Linked DNA regions of Homo sapiens: region 2 is linked to region 1. A link is a contact called in ENCODE Hi-C or POLR2A ChIA-PET data. All regions are on one chromosome and are shown on one strand. The core of a region is the stretch at or near the end of the contact, and the rest is flanking DNA. Distances in the headings are between cores, read along the strand shown.

Region 1 (3,706 bases), core at 1-2,500:
GGAAAGTGGAGAGCTACGTGGTGGCCGTCTGCCAACTCCAGCATCTCTGGAAAATCTCCACGCTGAATGTGATTTTTGAAAACAGCTTATGTAATTAAAGGTTGAATGGCACATCATAATTCCAGCATTCGGTTGTGCAGCTGTGTGTATACATGCGCGTGGGGGAGTAAAATACTTTACCATGTTGCACTCTGAGAGGAAAATGGAGACTATGAACTAGTTTATTAATCTTTGGATTTCCTCCCTGTTTCCCCACCTGAGCCCCAAATCCATAGTGACTGGAAATCAGTGGTTTTGGGCTTACTCAGGAGGCTGCTTGCGGCAGTTGCTGGCCAGAACACCCGACGGGGTTGTTTCTGAGCTTTGCCTCTGTGACTGGGGCTATTGCACAAGCTCCCCTGAGGACACACTTGCTGCTTTGGGCCTCGGTGGCCCGGCCTCTCCCTGGCGCTCCCGGGCCCGGGAGCGCTCACCTGTCGGTTCCCTGGACTCTGCGGGCAGGCGCTGGCTGATTCCCGGCTGCGCGGACACCTGTGCGCTCCTGCATTTAGGGCTCCTTTGCTCTGGTTTCATCACGCAGGATGTCACATTTTGTGCATATTATTCTCTAGCTCTACTACTTTTCATTGTAAACAAACAATCATTTTCTAACCTGCCGTCGTGGAAGGCAGAGTGCAGACCGACCCTTCCCGGCAGGTGGGGGCTGAGAGCCAAGAGCGCTGGAACCGCTAGTGTGGCCTGACAGCTTCCTCCAGCTCCTTGGTTTATTTGCAAACTGGACTTCCAGCACCAGGCCCCCTGCGACCCCCTCCTGCCTTAGTCCCGTGGGATCGGGTAGTTCAAGATTTTGAATTCATGGTTTGGCACACACCGGCAAGTCTGAAAACCTGCGGGTCAGAGTGGGGCGGAGGCGTGGGCCCCCTACCCTCTGCCCCCTGCCCCCTCGGAAGCGCAGCCCTCTTCCAGGGGTTGGGACGAGCTAGCGCGGGGACCCGGGGCACCGGCAAGGACCCACCCGCTACTGGGACCTGGCGCCGGCGGCGCCTCTCGCGGGGTGGCACCGCCCACTTCCGCCTTCCGCGGGCGCGCGCTGCGCAGTCTTCGTCACAGCGCGGAGGCCTTTTGTCCTCCCGCCCTCCCCGTAGTGGCCGTAACCCGAGTGACATGTTTCCTTGGGGGCGTGGAGGGGCGGGGTCGGGGCCGGAGTGGGCCGTCAGCACTTAAAGGGCCCGCGGCTCGGGCGTAGGAGGCGGTGCCTCTGCAGCAAGCGTGGGGCGCGGGAACCCGAGCAGGTTCGGGAGACGGAATGAAGGGCCGGGTGGGCTCGCGAGGGGCCGGGGAGTCCGCGGGGAGCGAGGGAGTTTCCGAGGGGCGGGTCGTGTTCCTGGCAGCGTCCCTCCAGGGCAGGCCCGCCCCCTTTGTCCCAGTTCCCCGCTGCCCGGGCTGGGGCGGCCGGGGTTCATTCATTGCCGGCCTGAGGACTCCTAGCTCGGCCCCGCTCCGCGCTACAGCCCAAAGCCCAGCCTGAGACCCAGCCGCCCTCGTATGCCCACGGCCTAGCTCCCCTTCCCTCCAACAGACAGACTGGGAAAACCGAGTGGGCGACGGCTGAGCAAGGTCACTCCGCTGTCGGGGGCGCAGCCGGCCTCAGACCAGCTTTCGTGCTTCCCAGGGCCTCTCTGCGACCACTTTCGGGGTCCGCGCCAGGCGCGGGGCGGGGGCGGGGGCGGCTTCGGCGCGGCGGGCAGAGTCCAGCGGGCAGCGGTGGGGGAAGGGCGAGCCGCCTGGGGAGAGGGCCGGGCTGCGAGCCTGGCGATCCAGATTCCAGCCCGCTGTCGCCAGCTGTGGGACCGAAGGGCAACTGTTTCACCTCTCTGGCCCTAGTATCTGTATCTGTAAAGTGCCAGTGATAACACCTGTCTCACCGAGATGCTGGGGGAATTCAGGAAAATCATGCAAAAGTGCCTGGTACGGAGCCTGGCACGCAGAGGGCTCTTGGTCAAGTGGGTTGGAGCTGCGTGAGCCCAGAAGGGGATAGAGGCAGCGTGGAGGAAGGCGGCAGCGGGCCCGGTCGCTGGGAATGAAAGGCCTCAGTGTCTGGGGCTTCCTCCCCGTACTACCCGCAGAGTTTGTTCAGGGTGGAGGTGCGCACCTGGCCAAGTCCACGTCTACACGGCCCACCCAGAGTAGCCTAAGTTGGGCGGGATTCCTAACTCTGAGCCAGGAGTGACCGGGCTGGCCCTGGCATGGGCAGAGGCTGAGCGGGGGTTGGGGTGGGGCCCCCTCCAGGACCAACCACGGTGTGGTTGCCCCTGAGCTGGCCTCAGCCTGCCTGGCAAAGGACCTCACCCTTGAGGCCATGTGATCTATTTCCTGCTTCCTCCCAGCTGACCCTTGAGGGAAAGGGGGTGGGGGCCGCCTAGAGCAGGAGGTATTAGTCACTGCGCCCAGGAGCCAGTTTACACCTAGCGAAGGCGGAGGCATTGGACAAGCCTGGGTCTGAGCAGACAGAACCCCTTCCTGCGACCCTGGAGTCCCAATCGTGCTGCCATTTTCCTTCTGCCCAGGACTCTCCAGTCCTCAGTCACCTTGGACAAAGAAGTGTGGATCCTCAGATTCCATCTTTTCCAACTCCAAGGCAAGTGGAACTAGAAAATAAGGTGCCTGTGTGTCAGGTCTCCCCAGCTCTGCTGTGGCGGGCCCTTAAGATCACCTCACTGAACCCTCACGCTGCCTCATGAAGTTTATACAATTATTAGCTCTGTTTTACAGAGATAGAAACTGAGGCCAAGAGGCTAATTAATTTCCAAAGCCTAAGGCCAGAAAGTGATGGTACCCAGACTTGCCCCAGGGCTGACTTCTGAGCCAGTCTGGTACCTAGGGCACACTGCCGCCTCCTTCCAAAGCGAGCTTAGGGGGCAGGATTCCAGTGGGAAGGAAGCTCTGAGCAGGCAGCCTCAGCCACCTCTGAGACTCTGTATCCTGGGCCAGGTGCCATGGCAGAGAAGGTGCTGGTAACAGGTGGGGCTGGCTACATTGGCAGCCACACGGTGCTGGAGCTGCTGGAGGCTGGCTACTTGCCTGTGGTCATCGATAACTTCCATAATGCCTTCCGTGGTGAGCGGGGCAGTGGGGCTGGGGCTACTTGAGGGGATGGCAGAAGCAAAACCCTGGGTTCCACCTCCACCACCGGGCGGGGAATGTGTGTCTGGCTAGTCCCTGGGAACACAGCACCCCATGTCGTGATGATGTGGCCTACATGTACCCTACCAGGAGGGGGCTCCCTGCCTGAGAGCCTGCGGCGGGTCCAGGAGCTGACAGGCCGCTCTGTGGAGTTTGAGGAGATGGACATTTTGGACCAGGGAGCCCTACAGCGTCTCTTCAAAAAGGTGGGTGCAGGCTGGGCACGGTGGCTCACGCCTGTAATTCCAGCACTTTGGAAGGCCGAGGTGAGGAGATCACTTGAGCCCAGGTGTTCAAGACCAGCCTGCTCAACACAGTGAAACCCCATCTCTACAGAAAAATACAAAAATTAGCTGGGCATGGTAGCCCATACCTGTGGTCCCAGCTACTCGGGAGGCTGGCATGGGAGGATGGCTTGAGCCTGGGAGGTGGAGGTTGCGGTGAGCTGAGATGGCACCACTGTACTCCAGCCTGGACAACAGAGCGAGACTGTCAAAAAAAAAAAAAAAGGTGAGTGCAGGCA
Region 2 (4,781 bases), core at 1,408-3,907, 250 kb before region 1:
CACCACACCTGGCCTGTTTATTTATTTTTTGAGACTGGGTCTCACTCTGTTGCCCAGGCTGGAGTGCAGTGGTGCAATCTCAGTTCACTGCAGCTACGACCTCCCCAGACTCAGGCAATCCTCCCACCTCAGCCTCCTGGGAAGCTGGGACTACATGTTGTGCACCACCACGCCCAGCTTAATTTTTGTATTTTTTTGTAGACTTGGGGTTTTGCCACGTTGTCCAGGCTGGTCTCAGACTCCTGGGCTCAAGCGATCCATCTGCCTCGGCCTCACAAATGCTGGAGTTATAGGCATGAGCCACCGGACCCGCACACAAATTTTGTGAGTAGTTCTTTCACTCCAGGTGCTATGCTAGGCACTGGCAATACAGTGATAAACAAAAAAGACATGGACCCTGCCCACATGAGAAACACCATTTATCAGATGTTTACCCAGAGAGATGGTGGTTGGTTTTTACTGGACCACAGCCAACTAATGAAAGGACAGGCTCACCATAAAGTTATAAAGCGGAAACCAACTGAGAAAAATGCTTGTGATTCATGTGTAAAATATAAGGCTAACACACTTAATAATCAATTACGATCTAGTCATATTGTGACTGATACACAGTCACCAACAATGATATTGCATGGATGGGCAAAGTGGCTCACACTTGTAATCCCAGCAACTCTGGAAGATGAGCCCAGGAGTTCAAGACCAGCCTGGGCAACATAGTGAGACCCTGTCTCTACAAAAAAAAAAAAATTAAATTAGCCGGGTGTGGTGGTGCATGTCTATAGTCCCAGCTACTCAGGAGGCTGAGATGGGAGGATAGCCTGAGTCTGGGGAGGTCATAGCTGCAGTGAGCTGAGATTGCACTACTGCACTCCAGCCTGGGCAACAGAGTGAGGTCCTGTCTATATATATATATATATATATATATATATATATATATATATATATATATATATATATATAATATTTAGAAGCATGGGGGGAAAACATGGCCATGCTCTGTGGCTCACACCTGTAATCCCAGCACTTTGGGAGGCTGAGGTGGGTGGATCACTTGAGGCCAGGAGTTTGAGACCAGCCTGGCCAACATGGTGAAACCCCATCTCTATTAAAAATACAAAAATTAGCCGGTCCTGTTGGTGCGTGCCTGTAATCCCAGCTACTCAGAAGGCTGAGGCAGGAGAATTGCTTGAACCCAGGAGGTGGAGTTTGCAGTGAGCCGAGATTATGTCATTACACTCCACCCTAGGCGACAGAGAGGGGGAAGAAAAAAAGCAGCAGCATGGAAAAATGTTCAGGATAGGTTTTAAAAGTCAAAAGACAGGCCAAGCACAGTGGCTCACACCTGTAATCCCAGCACCTTGGGAGGCTGAGCAGGCAGATCACTTGAGCCCAGGAGTTTGAGACCAGCCCAGCCAACATAGTGAGACCGCACCTTAATTTTTTTAAGTAAATAAATAAATATTTTTAAAATAGAAAAGAAAAAAATTTAAATTAAAAACAGGAGAAATTCATCCTGTGCCATTTCCTTCTTCCAAGTGTCGACTCCTCTTCAGAATCTGCCTGCTTTTTTTTTTAATCTCCAGTGCTTTTTTTTTTCCCCCGGAGTTAACAGTTGAAATCTGCCCGGAGATCAGTCCAGTTGGAGCTTACTTGCCACACCATGAATGGAACTCCTCATTGGGACTTACTGTCCTGGATTCTGTCTTCAGATGCCCCCTCCAGGTGAGGAGTCCACAGAACCAAGAGGACATGTCACTCAGAGCAGGCCCTCCTCCTGGGAATTGCCCCATGGACTTTTGGCGTCTCTGCCTTCTGACTCATAACACAGATTTTGGATAGGGCGGGGCACCCCTTGCCTCAGCACTCCAGAGAAGCCCAGCAAGCTGGACCTTAAGTGACAACCACAACTGAACAGTTCGAACTCAAGGTCCATTCTTTTCAATCATCTCAGCAGCAACAAATTACTGAGCTATGAGGGTGAGTTTATTTTCAAAGGATGGGATTACAGGCATGAGCCACCATGCTTGGCCCAAACCTTCCTTTAGAGGTGTGGGGTGACCACTAAAAGTACTAAAAATAGAATCACTGAAGCTACTTGAGAGGCTGAGGAAGGAGGATTGCTTGAGCTCAGGGGGTCGAGGCTGCAGTGAGCCATGATTGCACCACTGCACTCCAGCCTGGGCGACAGAGCAAAATCCTGTCTCAAAAAAAAAGAGAGAGGGAGAGATACTCAATGATGCTTTTCATCTGCAAAATAGAGTGATATAAATAAATCAGTAATAAAGTGGTTGAGTCCAGGTTGCTTTCTGAGGGTGGGAAGGCAACTAAATGCACTGAGTTTATTTAATATTTGCCTAATAACGTAATCTCTGGTCCCTAAAGCAGCCTCAGGGCTAACAGCACAAGGCCCACGGTCAGGCTACTTGGGTTCGAAATTCTGCTTGCTTATCCAGGCCTAATCACTTAACCGCTGTGAAACAATACTTTCATCTGCCAAGTGGTGATAACAAATGGGCCTCCCTATTTAGGTGATGTGTGGAGGAGCACATTGCTCTCATCACTATTCAAAGGGTTGGCTGGAGCTGGGTTTTGAGGTAATTCAGCTGCCAGCAGCGCCTTTCCCTGTTCATTCTGAGTCAGAAATGTGGGCGGATACAGTCACATAGAAGATTACAAAAGAATGCTACTGGCCAAAATCTCAAGTCTCCCAAGCAGCAATAACTCCTGCACGGGCTGTCAGCTGGGGTCGAGCCAAGTGGGCAAACGGGCTGGTGGCTCAGAGGGATTTGCTCCTCCTGACTTTGACCAGATGAGGCGGCTTTCCCAGCTCTAACATCTTTAGTTGCTTCCCACTTGCTTTTGTCACTGACTGCACAGTTTAAGATGTTTAATAAACTTGTCTCATTATCCATCTGGTGCTCACCACATGATACTTTTTCAAATCATTTGTTTATTTCCAGAAAAATAAAAATAACACTTTGACTATCAGATGTTGCACTAGCAAATCATTTTCATGTGTATCTTTCCTATATGCTACCTCATCTGACCTTTACAATTGCCCTTTGGTGGATATCTTACCCAAGAGGGAGTGGAAGATCAAGAAGGTTAAGTAGCTTGCCAGTGATTTGCAGGGCCTCTTTTTATTGTTTTAATATGGCTACTAGAAAATTCAGCTGGGCACAGTGGCTCACGCCTGTAATCTCAGTACTTTGGAAGGCCAAGGAGGGAGGATTGCTTAAGCCTAGGAGTTTGAGATCAGCCCTGGCAACACAGTGAGATCCCTGTCTCTACAAAAATAAAAATAGCTGGGCACAGTGGCACGTGCCTGTAGTTCTAGTAATCAGGAGGCTAAGACAGGAGGATCATTTGAGCCCAGAAGTTCGAGGCCTCAGTGAGCTGTGATCATGCCCCTGCACTCCAGCCTGGGTGACAGAGGGACACCCTGTCTCAAAAAAAAAAAAAAAAATTAAATTCTATATATGGCTCTTGTTATATTTCTGTGGGACAGAATCAAGTTAAACTGTTCAATTACCAGAGACAGCTGCTGGGCGCTGTGGTTCATGCCTGTAATCCCAGCACTTTGGGAGGCCAAGGCGGGTGGATCACCTGAGGTCAGGAGTTCAAGACCAGCCTGGCCAACATGGTGAAACCTTGTCTCTACTAAAAATACAAAAAATTAAGGCCAGGCACAGTGGCTCATGCCTGTAATCTCAGCACTTTGGGAGGCTGAGGCGGGTGGATCACCTGAGGTTAGAAGTTCGAGACCAGCCTGACTAACATGGAGAAACCCCGTCTCTACTAAAAAGACAAAAAAAAAAATTAGCTGGGCGTGGTGGCAATTACAGGCATGGAAAAAACCTGTCTCTACTAAAAATACAAAATTAGCCAGGCGTGGTGGCCCGTGCCTATAATCCCAGCTACTCAGGAGGCTGAGGCAGGAGAATCGCTTGAACCTGGGAGACGGAGGTTGCAGTGAGCTGAGATAGCGTCATTGCACTCCAGACTGGGCAACGAGAGCCAAACTCCGTCTCAAAAAAAAAAAAAAAACCAAGCCACCAGGCTTGGTGGCGGATGCCTGTAATCCCAGTTACTCAGGAGGCTGAGGTAGGAGAATCGCTTGAACCCTGGAGGCAGAGGTTGCAGTGAGCCAAGATATCGCGCCACTGCACTCCAGCCTGGGCAACAAGAGCAAAACTTCGTCTAAAAAAAAAAAAAAAAAAAAGGAATATTACTCAGCCTTTAAAAGGGATGAGCTGCTGACACATGCTACAACATGGATGAATCTTGAAAACCTTTAAAAGGAGTGAAATGTTGACACATCCTCCAACATGGATGAACCCTGAAAGCCAGACACAAAAGGGCAAAGATTGTATCATTGCACCTATATGAGGTACCTAGAACAGGAAAATTCATTGACAAAAAGTAGAATAGAGGTTACCAGAGGCTGAGGGGAGGAAGGAATAGGAAGTTACTGTCTAACGGGCATAGAGTTTCTGTTTGGGATGATAAAAAAAAGTTCTGGAAATAGTGGTGATGATGACACAACATTATGAATGTACTTAATGCCACTGAACTGTACACTTAAAAATAGTTAAAATGGGCCGGGCGTGGTGGCTCACACCTGTAATCCCAGCACTTTGGGGGGCCGAGGTGGGTGGATCACCTGAGGTCAGGAGTTAGAGACCAGCCTGGCCAACATAGAGAAACCCTATCTCTACTAAAAATACAAAATTAGCCAGGCACAGTGGCACATACCTGTAATCCCAGCTACTTGGGAGGCT

Evidence for each region. A loop is a pair of places that touch in the nucleus more often than their neighbours do. ChIA-PET counts read pairs that join two places held with the same protein, here RNA polymerase II (POLR2A). Pooled maps may share reads with other maps.
Region 2: a loop to region 1 is called in a map with no recorded cell type, with 2.4 times the contacts of the local background. The contact joins the enhancer-like site here to the promoter of GALE in region 1. A Hi-C loop is called at or near these places in 1 of 168 maps with a recorded cell type or tissue (K562), 1 of 37 single-sample maps with no recorded cell type and 1 of 50 pooled maps. POLR2A ChIA-PET finds 5 or more read pairs at or near these places in 3 of 52 experiments (IMR-90, K562 and WTC11).

Annotation. Positions count from the first base shown.
Region 1 is chr1:23,798,298-23,802,003 of GRCh38, reverse strand. GALE (UDP-galactose-4-epimerase) reads left to right here and starts at 1,250. Exons shown (of 12, transcript NM_001008216.2): 1 at 1,250-1,292; 2 at 2,568-2,638; 3 at 2,992-3,117; 4 at 3,274-3,389. The coding sequence starts at 2,997. It overlaps HMGCL (3-hydroxy-3-methylglutaryl-CoA lyase), which reads left to right. Exons shown (of 9, transcript NM_000191.3): 9 at 1-119. RefSeq lists silencers at 840-1,049, 1,210-1,689, 1,740-1,839.
Region 2 is chr1:24,044,352-24,049,132 of GRCh38, reverse strand. All of the region lies in intron 1 of LOC107984931 (a long non-coding RNA gene), which reads right to left. Among named protein-coding and RNA genes, the nearest start is that of MYOM3-AS1, 20 kb to the left of the region's middle. Within about 2 kb of position 2,657, at least 15 of the 41 ENCODE cell types and tissues checked have a DNase peak (open chromatin) inside an H3K27ac peak, as active enhancers do.